2 separate regions of the Homo sapiens genome follow, and region 2 is linked to region 1. A link is an interaction called in ENCODE POLR2A ChIA-PET data of the cell type or tissue named here. Cell type or tissue: GM12878. All regions are shown on one strand. Region 1 has its middle 200 kb from the start of EPHA4. Region 2 has its middle 280 kb from the start of EPHA4.

Evidence for each region. ChIA-PET counts read pairs that join two places held together with the same protein. Peaks named below come from ENCODE experiments on the same cell type or tissue, not always from the same donor. Only the 100,000 strongest peaks of a DNase experiment are listed, where the experiment ranks them.
Region 2: POLR2A ChIA-PET joins it to region 1 with 8 read pairs; 2 of 35 experiments call an interaction of 5 or more read pairs at or near these places.

What each region holds. Positions count from the first base shown.
Region 1 is chr2:221,367,933-221,372,932 of GRCh38, reverse strand. No RefSeq gene overlaps it. Among named protein-coding and RNA genes, the nearest start is that of EPHA4, 200 kb to the left of the region's middle. RefSeq lists an enhancer at 691-1,190. In GM12878, no CTCF peak of the experiment used is centred here; no DNase peak of the experiment used is centred here.
Region 2 is chr2:221,286,594-221,291,593 of GRCh38, reverse strand. No RefSeq gene overlaps it. Among named protein-coding and RNA genes, the nearest start is that of EPHA4, 280 kb to the left of the region's middle. In GM12878, no CTCF peak of the experiment used is centred here; a DNase peak (open chromatin) is centred at 1,969.

The sequences.
Region 1 (5,000 bases):
ATGCGCCGTAACTATACAACGCCTTCCTGTCTGCCTCCTTGCTCCCACATAACCATCAGCGGAGAGATGCTGGGCAGCCTGGATTTATTTTTCTCTGCATTCAGTCAGGCACATGACACCATGTAGGGAATGTCAGTTTATTCCAGCTCAAGGTGAATTTCTTTCTCCTCAAGGCAATGACACAAAAGTTCCCTAGGGGGCAGCCCCTTGGAGACTGCTTGATTGTATTTTTCCGTAAATGAGTTTTCAGGGGAGGGTCAGGCTTCTGGTGGGGTAGAGCTGGCAGGACCGGTGATGGGATTGGATGTTGTCACCCCACGCTGTCATCTGAGGCAGGGCTGGATTGATTGCATCATTTAAAGTAAGCAAAACCCCGAAAAAGCAAAGTGCTTGATTTCCAGGCTTTTCTTTCAAAAGGGGACAGCGGAAAGCAATTTCATTTAAAAAGGGGGCTGTGACTCCAGAAAATTTGTCTCATGTCTGTTCTAGGTGAACTTTATTTTTACTTATTGTTCCATCTAATTGCATTCATTTGCAATGCTGAGTGCTTGCACTTGCCGGGATGGCTGGGTTCTGTGGGTGGGAGGCTGGCTACATACCTAAGAAAGAGCAGGAGGCCAGTGCAGCAGTGGTTTTTAACTAGCACTCCAAGGAAACCGGAGGTTTTTGTAGGAGGTCGGCAGAGGAGCCTGGAAAATAATTTTGGAATGTCTGATATTTTACTTTTCTAGCCATTGCAGTTCTTTGTTGTTTCTTTTATTGCTAACCAGACTTGTCAGTAGAAGGATCATCTAAGTCTTAGTTTAACTAAAGCATGAAGGGCGTCCCGAACTTCAAATTTTGAATATATTTTGAAAAGGAAAAAAAAATTGTCCATATAGTGCCTAGTATTTTCACTGGAAGCAATGTATGGTATAATACTTTGGGATAGTAATAGGAAAAAAAAAAGGTTTTTAAGTAACTCTTGCAAATATAGTTGAACTATTAACAGATTTAGACCTAAGAGTAAGGCGTTGGCACCCTAGCTGGCCTCTTTCCCTCAACCCTCACCTGAGAAAGTCTTTGTGGCACAGAGAGCTCCTTAGACCATGGTCCTACAGTATCAAGCAACAGATGGTAGGGGCTAGGCACAGTGGCTCACACCTGTAATTCCAGCATTATGGGAGGCCAAGGTATGAGGATTGCTTGAGCTCAGGAGATTGGGGTCAGCCTGGATGACATAGTGAGACTCTGTATCTATAGGAAAAAAAAAATTGTGAGATGTCATGGTGTGTGCCTGTAGTCCCAGCTACTCGGGAGGCTGAGGTGGGAGGATCACTTGAGCCCAGGAGGTTGAGGCTGCAGTGTGCCATGATTGCATCACTGCACTCTAGCCTGGGTGACAGAGTGAGACCCGTCTCCGGGAGGGGTGGTGGGGGGAAAGCAAATGGTAGGCGGGGCCAACTGGCGACGGAGCAGGAGGAAGGATGAGGCTGGGGTGTGGATGAGGCAGGGCTGGTCACTCTACAGCTTTTTTTCTCTGCTCTATTTCCATCTTCTTTCCTCAACTTCAAAGTCATGCACTGAAATGCCTCTCTGGGTCAGGCGGAGTAAGGATGTGTGACGTGGATGTGGAGGGCCTGTGACATGCTGCTCCCGGCCACCCTGCTCTGCTCTTTCTTAGGGAGCAGCTCCTGATGAGCAAGGGAAGACTCTGAGTGTCATAATCCAATTTGTATAAAAATACTCAAGAAGAAGTCTCTCCAAACTTCCCTCAAGGCTCTTTCCCTTACATACGATAGTGGCTTTTTCTTGGCTGAAATTCAAAGAAATCTCCAAAATGAACCAGAAAGCACTTTAAATCACTTTGCAATTCACAGCTTATCTCTCCTGGTTGTATATGTTTATTGTATTATTTTTAGAATGTTTACTTAAACAGCGTGCAGAGCTGGCTGAGAAGAATATCTGAATCTTTTATTAGAACACGTCTGTGTCTTCTATCACGGGGGTCCGCTGGCAGGCGGCTAAAAATAGTTTGCTGAGCCCCTTCCTCCATCAGAAGGTTGTTTATTTGCCAGAAAAAGAGACAAAACAGAACCTCCCCTTTCATTCCCCTCCCTAAATTTCTTCTAGAACAGAGTAAATGCTTTGCCTCAGAAATAAAAGTTATCTGCCTTGATGTGGGAGCCGGTGAGTAGTCGGCCCCTTTAGTCTTTTTCTGTGAATCTGATGATGACATTAGTTTTCTGATTACATCACATACTTGGTCTAAAATTTTAGCAGCTTACCACTGCCTACATGGCAGGGCTCGAATGTCCTATATCTGGTATTCGCGGTTCTTTATAATCAACCTATCTCCTTGGTTTATCCAGCATTAGTCTCCACTGCTGATGAACTTACACTTCCAAACTGACTCTTCAAAGTCCCCCAATACCCTTGGCACCTGCCACACTTCTCTCTACTATTAATAAAATGCCTGACTCTTCTGATAAACAGGTCTGGTCCTGCCCATGTTTTCAGGAACGGCACCAGATTGCTGTCCTGGGGAAGCCTCTTCAGCCTGCCAAAGTTAATTCAAGCTTTCCCACCTCCTAAAATACTCGCCACATCAGTCAGCTCTTTTGGACACTTAGCAAATAGGAGAGTCTTTCATAGTTATTTATCTTTTTATGTGGACAAGTTTTGTTTTGTTAGTATCTCAGACTCCTGGGCCTAAATGACCCTCCCACTTCAGCCTCCCAATTTGCTGGGATTATAGACGCTTGCCACTGTGCCTAGCATATTTTTTAGTGTCCTGAAAAATCCCGGGAATGGTGATAGCAGATTTCACTCTCTGTATCTGCAACAGCAATTGACAAATAATAATGCTTAATTAGTGTTTGATGATTGATTTAGGGATTCTCGCTCTATCCCCACGGGGTGAATTAAGCACTCTTCTCATCCCCACTGGGACCACTCGATGCAGGAGCTGAGCTCTACAGGGTTTTTGTAAAGTAATGCTTGACAAACACTACTCCCTCTAAAATGCTTGCAGGAGGAGGTAGGGAATGTTGTGAAGAGGAAGGTCACCTCTGTGTTAAAAGAAAAAAAAAAAGAAAGAAATAACCTGCTTTGTACAATGTCCTTACTGAGTCAGAGAAGCCTTGGACATATTAAAGGTGCAGAGAAATCCTGCAATAGAGAAAGCTCTATTATTTTGTTGAACCTACCATTTTCTAAATTTATTTTACCACAGAAGTCCCTCTTTTTCCTTCTGTGATATAATAGATTTAACATCCAGAAATAGTAAAAGGTGAAAGATTTATACTCTGAAGAGAAAGAAGACTATCTGGAAATAGTGGGATTGTGTTGAGCACAGTTTGAGAGAGATATTTTCCTGTTTAGTTTCCCATCCATCCTCCCTCTAAGCCACATCTTCAAGGAGATTTTCTAATCTCCGACTGTGGTATGATCTCTTGGATAATTGAACCCCAATGCAATGTAAAGTGTTTATTATTTTATCCAGTTTTTACCAACAAAGTCCTCCTATTTCTACCACTCTGTTGTATATCCTTTTAGGTAAGTCCAAGTGAGGAAGATTAATCTATATTTCTAGTTGCTGAAGTAACCACTAGGCTTAAATAACTAGACTATTTCTAGTACCTCTGCTACTAGCTAGTTATGTGAACATTTTAGGGATTTTCTACTCTAAACAGATTTTATTTTAACACAATAATTAACTAAGGACTTAGAAAGTAAGTAATGTTGGAATGGGGGTGGAGCAGGAGAGGGTTTGGGGTGATCAAACAGGGAGCAAAATTAACTAAATCCAAGCCTGTTGACTTCCAGGTAAGTAAGTGGGCTTTCCATATACCTCTCAGACTTCCCAATCATGTAGAATCTCCAAGTCTTAACTTTTAAAAAATCTCTTGAAGTCAGCTGAGATCACCCCAAACAGAAAAGAAAGCTATATCACGTGTTTTGATGTTTCTGAGTTACACATAACCAGACCCTTCGATTCTCCCTTGCATAGCAGGATTTTCTGTTGCCTCTCCACACTGGTCACCCTCCTCTGGGTGCTTTGAAATCCATGTCCTTTCTAAAATGTGGCCCTTGAGACAAACCCAGTTCTCCAGGGGTAGCCTGACTTGACAAAGTGCACTGGGGGTCCTCTTGTCCCCTTAATCCAGGTACTAGGGGTCCCTTTGTCCCCTTAATCTAGGCATTGGGGGTCTCCTTGTCCCCTTAATCTAGGCACTGTGGGTCCCTTTGTCCCCTTATAGGCACTGGGGGTCCCCTTGTCCTCTTAATCCAGGCACTGGGGGTCCACTTGTCCCCTTAATCTAGGCACTGGGGGTCTCCTTGTCCCCTTAATCCAGGCACTGGGGGTCCCCTTGTCCCTTTAATCCAGGCACTGGGGATCCACTTGTCCCCTTAATCCAGGAACTGGGGGTCCATTTGTCCCCTTAATCTAGGCACTGGGGGTCCTCTTGTCCCCTTAATCCAGGCACTGGGGGTCCCCTTGTCCCCTTAATCCAGGCACTGGGGGTCCTCTTGTCCCCTTAATCCAGGCACTGGGGGTCCCCTTGTCCCCTTAATCTAGGCACTGGGGGTCTCCTTGTCCCCTTAATCTAGGCACTGGGGGTCTCCTTGTCCCCTTAATCCAGGCACTGGGGGTCCCCATGTCCCCTTAATCTAGGCACTGGGGGTCCCCTTGTTCCCTTAATCTAGGCACTGGGGGTCCCCTTGTCCCCTTAATTTAGGCACTGGGGGTCCCCTTGTCCCCTTAATCTAGGCACTGGGGGTCTCCTTGTCCCCTTAATTTAGGCACTGGGGGTCCCCTTGTCCCCTTAATCTAGGCACTGGGGGTCTCCTTGTCCCCTTAATCTAGGCACTGGGGGTCCCTTTGTCCCCTTATTATAGGCACTGGGGGTCCCCTTGTCCTCTTAATCCAGGCACTGGGGGTCCCCTTGTCCCCTTAATCTAGGCACTGGGGGTCTCCTTGTCCCCTTAATCCAGGCACTGGGGGTCCTCTTGTCCCC
Region 2 (5,000 bases), 81 kb after region 1:
TGGGCTGGTCTCGCTTGGTGGCATAGTAAACCCAAGACCAGCAATGTCTTTTTATTGTACATGTCAACAGGTTCCTAAATAGATTTCAGAGCAGTGACCTAGGAAGAGAGACAGATGACAACTCAAATGAGAAGAGATAGCCATGTTTCAAAATATAAGAAATTCAGGATGGATTGAAGAAAGTAAATTTTAAAAGAAAGTTTTAAAATAAACTGATAATACTGTCAAGTATTTTTCTCCAACACATGGTGTTTTAAGGTTTCCTATAGCCAGCACTAGATTAGATCATATGTATTTCTATTTATGTCATGTTTTCCTAATTTCAGATTAAAGGAGGTGGTATAACCTCCTTTTATTAACCCTGAGAGAGAGAAACAGAGAGCGAATGAGAAAACAAGACCTGTTAGAAAAAACTATAAGACTATAACATTATTTTAGAAAGGGAAGTGGAGATATAATTTACTTGAAATTGTAAAGAAATTTAGGTAGAGAAAGCTGAATTACTAAAGTAGGAATTTGACAGGGCACTGAGGTTAACAGCTTGAGCCTTATGACAAAGGTTATGGGATCTCAAATGAGGACAAGTGACCATGAACATCTAGTTAGTATCCTTTCAATTTATGGAAGGGGTTAGAAAATCTATTTTGGCCTACGACTTCTTCAAGCCTCACAAGATAGATTTCTGTTTATTACACTTCTAATAATAGTATTACTACTCATTGGTAAAAATTAGAAGCAAATTAGGCCATTAACCATTACTACCTGTTATATCTTTTAAGAGGATGATGTTTTTCAAGTACCATGAGAGATCTAATAGTAATTACTGAACAGTTAATGTCTTTGTCCCTTTATTTTAATGGCACTATCAATTTTAAAGATGAAAGTTTGAATGAAAACTTTAGGAAACTTTAGTTGTAGGTACTCAGCCAAAGTAGAATTACTGTGCTTAGGAGCTTCAAAGAAAATAATTCACTGAAACTTATGTATATATGCTTTTTTTTTTTTTTTTTTCCATGAGACGGAATCTCGCTCTGTCGCCCAGGCTGGAGTGCAGTGGCACAATCTCAGCTCACTGCAAGCTCTGCCTCCCAGGTTCCAGCGATTCTCCTGCCTCAGCTTCCTGAGTAGCTGGGACTACAGGCACCTGCCACCACACCTGGCTAATTTTTTGTATTTGTAGTAGAGACAGGGTTTCACCATGTTAGCCAGGATGGTCTCGATCTTCTGACCTTGTGATTCACCTGCCTCAGCCTCCCAAAGTGCTGGGATTACAGGCATTAGCCACCACGCCCAGCCTTATATGCTTTATTTCTCAAGATACTCATGTATTTGTGTTCTATCGTGATTTGTGCTTTAAGAAAAACCATTGATATCAGAGGTAAAATTTGAGTCAAAACATTTACAGATAGATAATGCTTGGCTTCTGTGTCTAGAGAATGTATGTGGGCAAAATACAGTACCCAAGCCTATTGAAACAGAGGTAGTAATAGCTGTGGAGAGGGAGACATATTAAACCAGGAGTCAGGATTCTGGATATGAGTTCTGACTTTGCCATTATTTGCTTTGTGACCTTGGGTGTATTTGCTTAATCTGCCCATACCTGGTTTTACTTGTCTCTACAATATAGGGGCTTAAATAATAATCTACACTGATCTATCTCTCCTAATGGTTATGTGATGGAGAATTATGTGCTAGCATGTCCTTTATTTGTCCAAAAACAATCTTAATTTTTTAATTGGAAAACTTTACCATTTCTATTATTTTTTGCTACCCCCGTAAAGTTCCAGAATCCTCTAGATTTTAGATTGGAAAGATCTGAGATTTTCTTGCTCAGTGGTTCTCAAATGCGTGCATGTCTCAGAACGCACTGAATCACTTATTCAAATGGCTAGTCTTGCACTCCACTCAGGAGTTCCCGATTCAGTGGTCTGAAGTGGGGCCCCAAATTTGCATTTCTAACAAGTTTCCTTCTGGGTGATTCTGAAGCACTGATCTGGACACCACACTGAGAACACACTGGTCTCTCTCAAACTATTTACCAGATTAGGCAAGAAGCCTTGCAAAGATAATTGAATTACCCATGCTTACTCATCAGTTAGGGGCCCAAACAAAACCAGCAAAACCCTATTCTCCCAGATGCTGAGGTCAGAGCCTTCTCTATGATACCACAATTCCCCACTTTGAATTTGGGTTATATGATACAGACTAAAAAATTCAAATAAATTTATTCCAATCCACATTGCCACTCAGATTAACAGCTTCTGTTGAGAGGGTTTTTTTTTTTTTTCCTTCGGTCAGGAACAGAGTTTAAATACCCAGTAAGTTTTATTTTCTTTTTTCTTTTTTCTTTTTTTTTTAATGTGTGGCCCACACCTGGACCATGTTTGCATGAAGAAGAATTAAAGCTAAAATGGGGCAAAGAAGGATTTATTGTTAGTGAAAGACTTCTGCCACAACAAAGACGGACTAAAAGAAAACAAACCAGCTTATTTCTACTAAACGTATATATTTTTATATTTTCATGTGTGAGTTTTAGTTTGTTGTTGTTGTTAATAACAAAAACCCACACAGAGCAGGTTTAAGGTTCATAAAAGATTTTAGTATCTCTGGAATCTCATTTGCTTGAAGAAAAATTCCCCTTGATCCTGATAGTGTAGAGATAAGAACTTCTTCTAAAGTCCCCAGAAACAAGCACAAATAATGTGCTTTTGATAACGACTGAGAAATCTACAAGACAGACAAATAGGGTTTCCCTGGATGCACTGATCTCTCTCTATCCCCTGAGTTTGTGGTGCTTTCCTCACCCTCTGGAATAGTCCTTGGCCCCTCCATTCCCCCGCCATGTTGGCTACTCATTCTTCAGGTCTGAGCTTAGAGGCTCTTTGCTGACCCTCCAAGTCCGGGTGAGGGACAAGTGGTGGACACCACTGAGATGACTTGGCATTCTTGCCCTTGCGCCTCCCTCACCTTGAGTTTAAGCTGGATCTAGAGACCTGCTTCAGATTAATGGAATTTGATGATGCTTCTAACAGGAGGTTACATAAAGGCCCTGGCTTTTGTCTTGTTTTGCTCTCTTGTTTGTTCACAGTTTCTATGTCATGAGCTTCCCTATGAAGAGGCCAATATGACAAAAGACAAAGAAAGACCTCTGGACAACAGCCAGCAAGGAACCAAGGCCTTCAGTCCTCCAGGTTATGAGGAAGGGAAGCCTCTAACAATTCTGTGAGTAAGCTTGGAAGCTGGGCCTTCTGTTCATCCTTTGGGTGAGATTTCAGTCCCAGTAGCTTGGGAGAGGCTTTGAGGCAGAAGCACCTAGATTCCTGACCCACAGAACTGTGAGATAATAAATATTTGCTGTTATACTAAGTTTTGAGATAATTTATCACACAATAAATAATTATTATATCACCCATCACATTTATTGACTTTCCCTGTAGACCAGTAAATCACAAACTTTAGATGGTGAACTCTTGAAAATAAACATTTCCAGCTTCAGAGATTCTGATCGAATAGTTCTGGAAAAGGTCCAGGAATCTGTTTTTAAAAAAAGTATTTCAAATAGTTTGTATGCATATAGTCTCAAGACCCCATTTTTGAAAATTCTCTCTGGAAGCTACAAGCAACTTTTTTTTTATTTTTATTTTTATTTTTTTTTTTTGTGGCAAGAGAGATTTTAATGGCCAGAAAGGACTCCTTTAGGATAAGCTAGGATTGTTAGGCTAAATCATACGTTGCTCAAAAAGGGAGATCTCTAAGAAGCCCTTAGCTAGTGAAGATTGCGATCTATTTGTGTTTGGGGCTTATTGCATAGGGGCAAAGGGCAAGATAATTTATGGCTCCTAGACTATCTTTTTATATTTTTATTTTTTTTGAACTTTTATTTTAGGTTCAGGGGTGCATGTGAAGGTTTGTACATAGGAAAACTCATGTCACGGGGGTTTGTCATACAGATCATTTAATCACCAGGTATTATGCCCAGCACCCAGTAGTTATCTTTTCTGCGCCACTCCCTCCTCCCACCCTCCACCCTCAAGTAGACTCCAGTGTTTGTTATTGCCTTCTTTGCGTTCATGAGTTCTCCTCATTTAGCTCCCATTTATAAGTTAGAACATGTGGTATTTGGTTTTCTGTTCCTGCATTCGTTTGCTAAGGATAATAGCCTCTAGCTTCATCCATGTTTCCACAAAAGACATGATCTCATTCTTTTTTATGGCTGCATAGTGTTCCATGGTGTATATGTACTGCATTTTCTTTATTCAGTCTGTCATCGATGGGCATTTAGGTTGATTCCATGTCTTCAAGCAACCATTTTTGTTTTATTCATGCCTATATATTCATGTCTGAAATGTGGTAGAGTCTCAATAAATATAATGGAATGAATTAATGAATTAATGCATACTGATATACAATACCAAAATTTTAAATGGATTTACCAAAACTTAGTTGTAAGCATAATATGATTAAGACAATTAATTTCTTCATAATTAATCTGTTTTGTGGTTATCACATCTGTTTTTCTTACCTGTAGCTGTTTTATGCATTTATACATGCAAATTTTCCCTCTTCCTAAAAGCAAGAACTGCGTCTTTCTTATCCATCCACTGACCATATGACACCTTGCAAAGTAACTTGCTGCATATTTAATTCTCAACTATATTTATTTCTCTTTTATTTGCATAAAATATGCTATAATAATGTGTACTTTTTAAAAATCAGATAGCTATATTTTAACTTATCATAAGCCCACTGACATGAGAGTAAACCTAGCATGGTGAAAATATGAATCTTCAAGTTATACATACCTGGCCTTAAATTCCAGTTTCCATATGTAATAACTGTGGGCACTTTGGCAAATTGTTTTATTCTTTGAGTATCTGTTTCTTCCTTTTAAATGGTGGCTTGTGTTCTTGTGAGATTTGAAGGAACTAATATATAGTAAGCCTTACTGAGTGGTGGCTGCTGGAATTCACATCATCCTAACATTTTTTTCTTATTGCTCA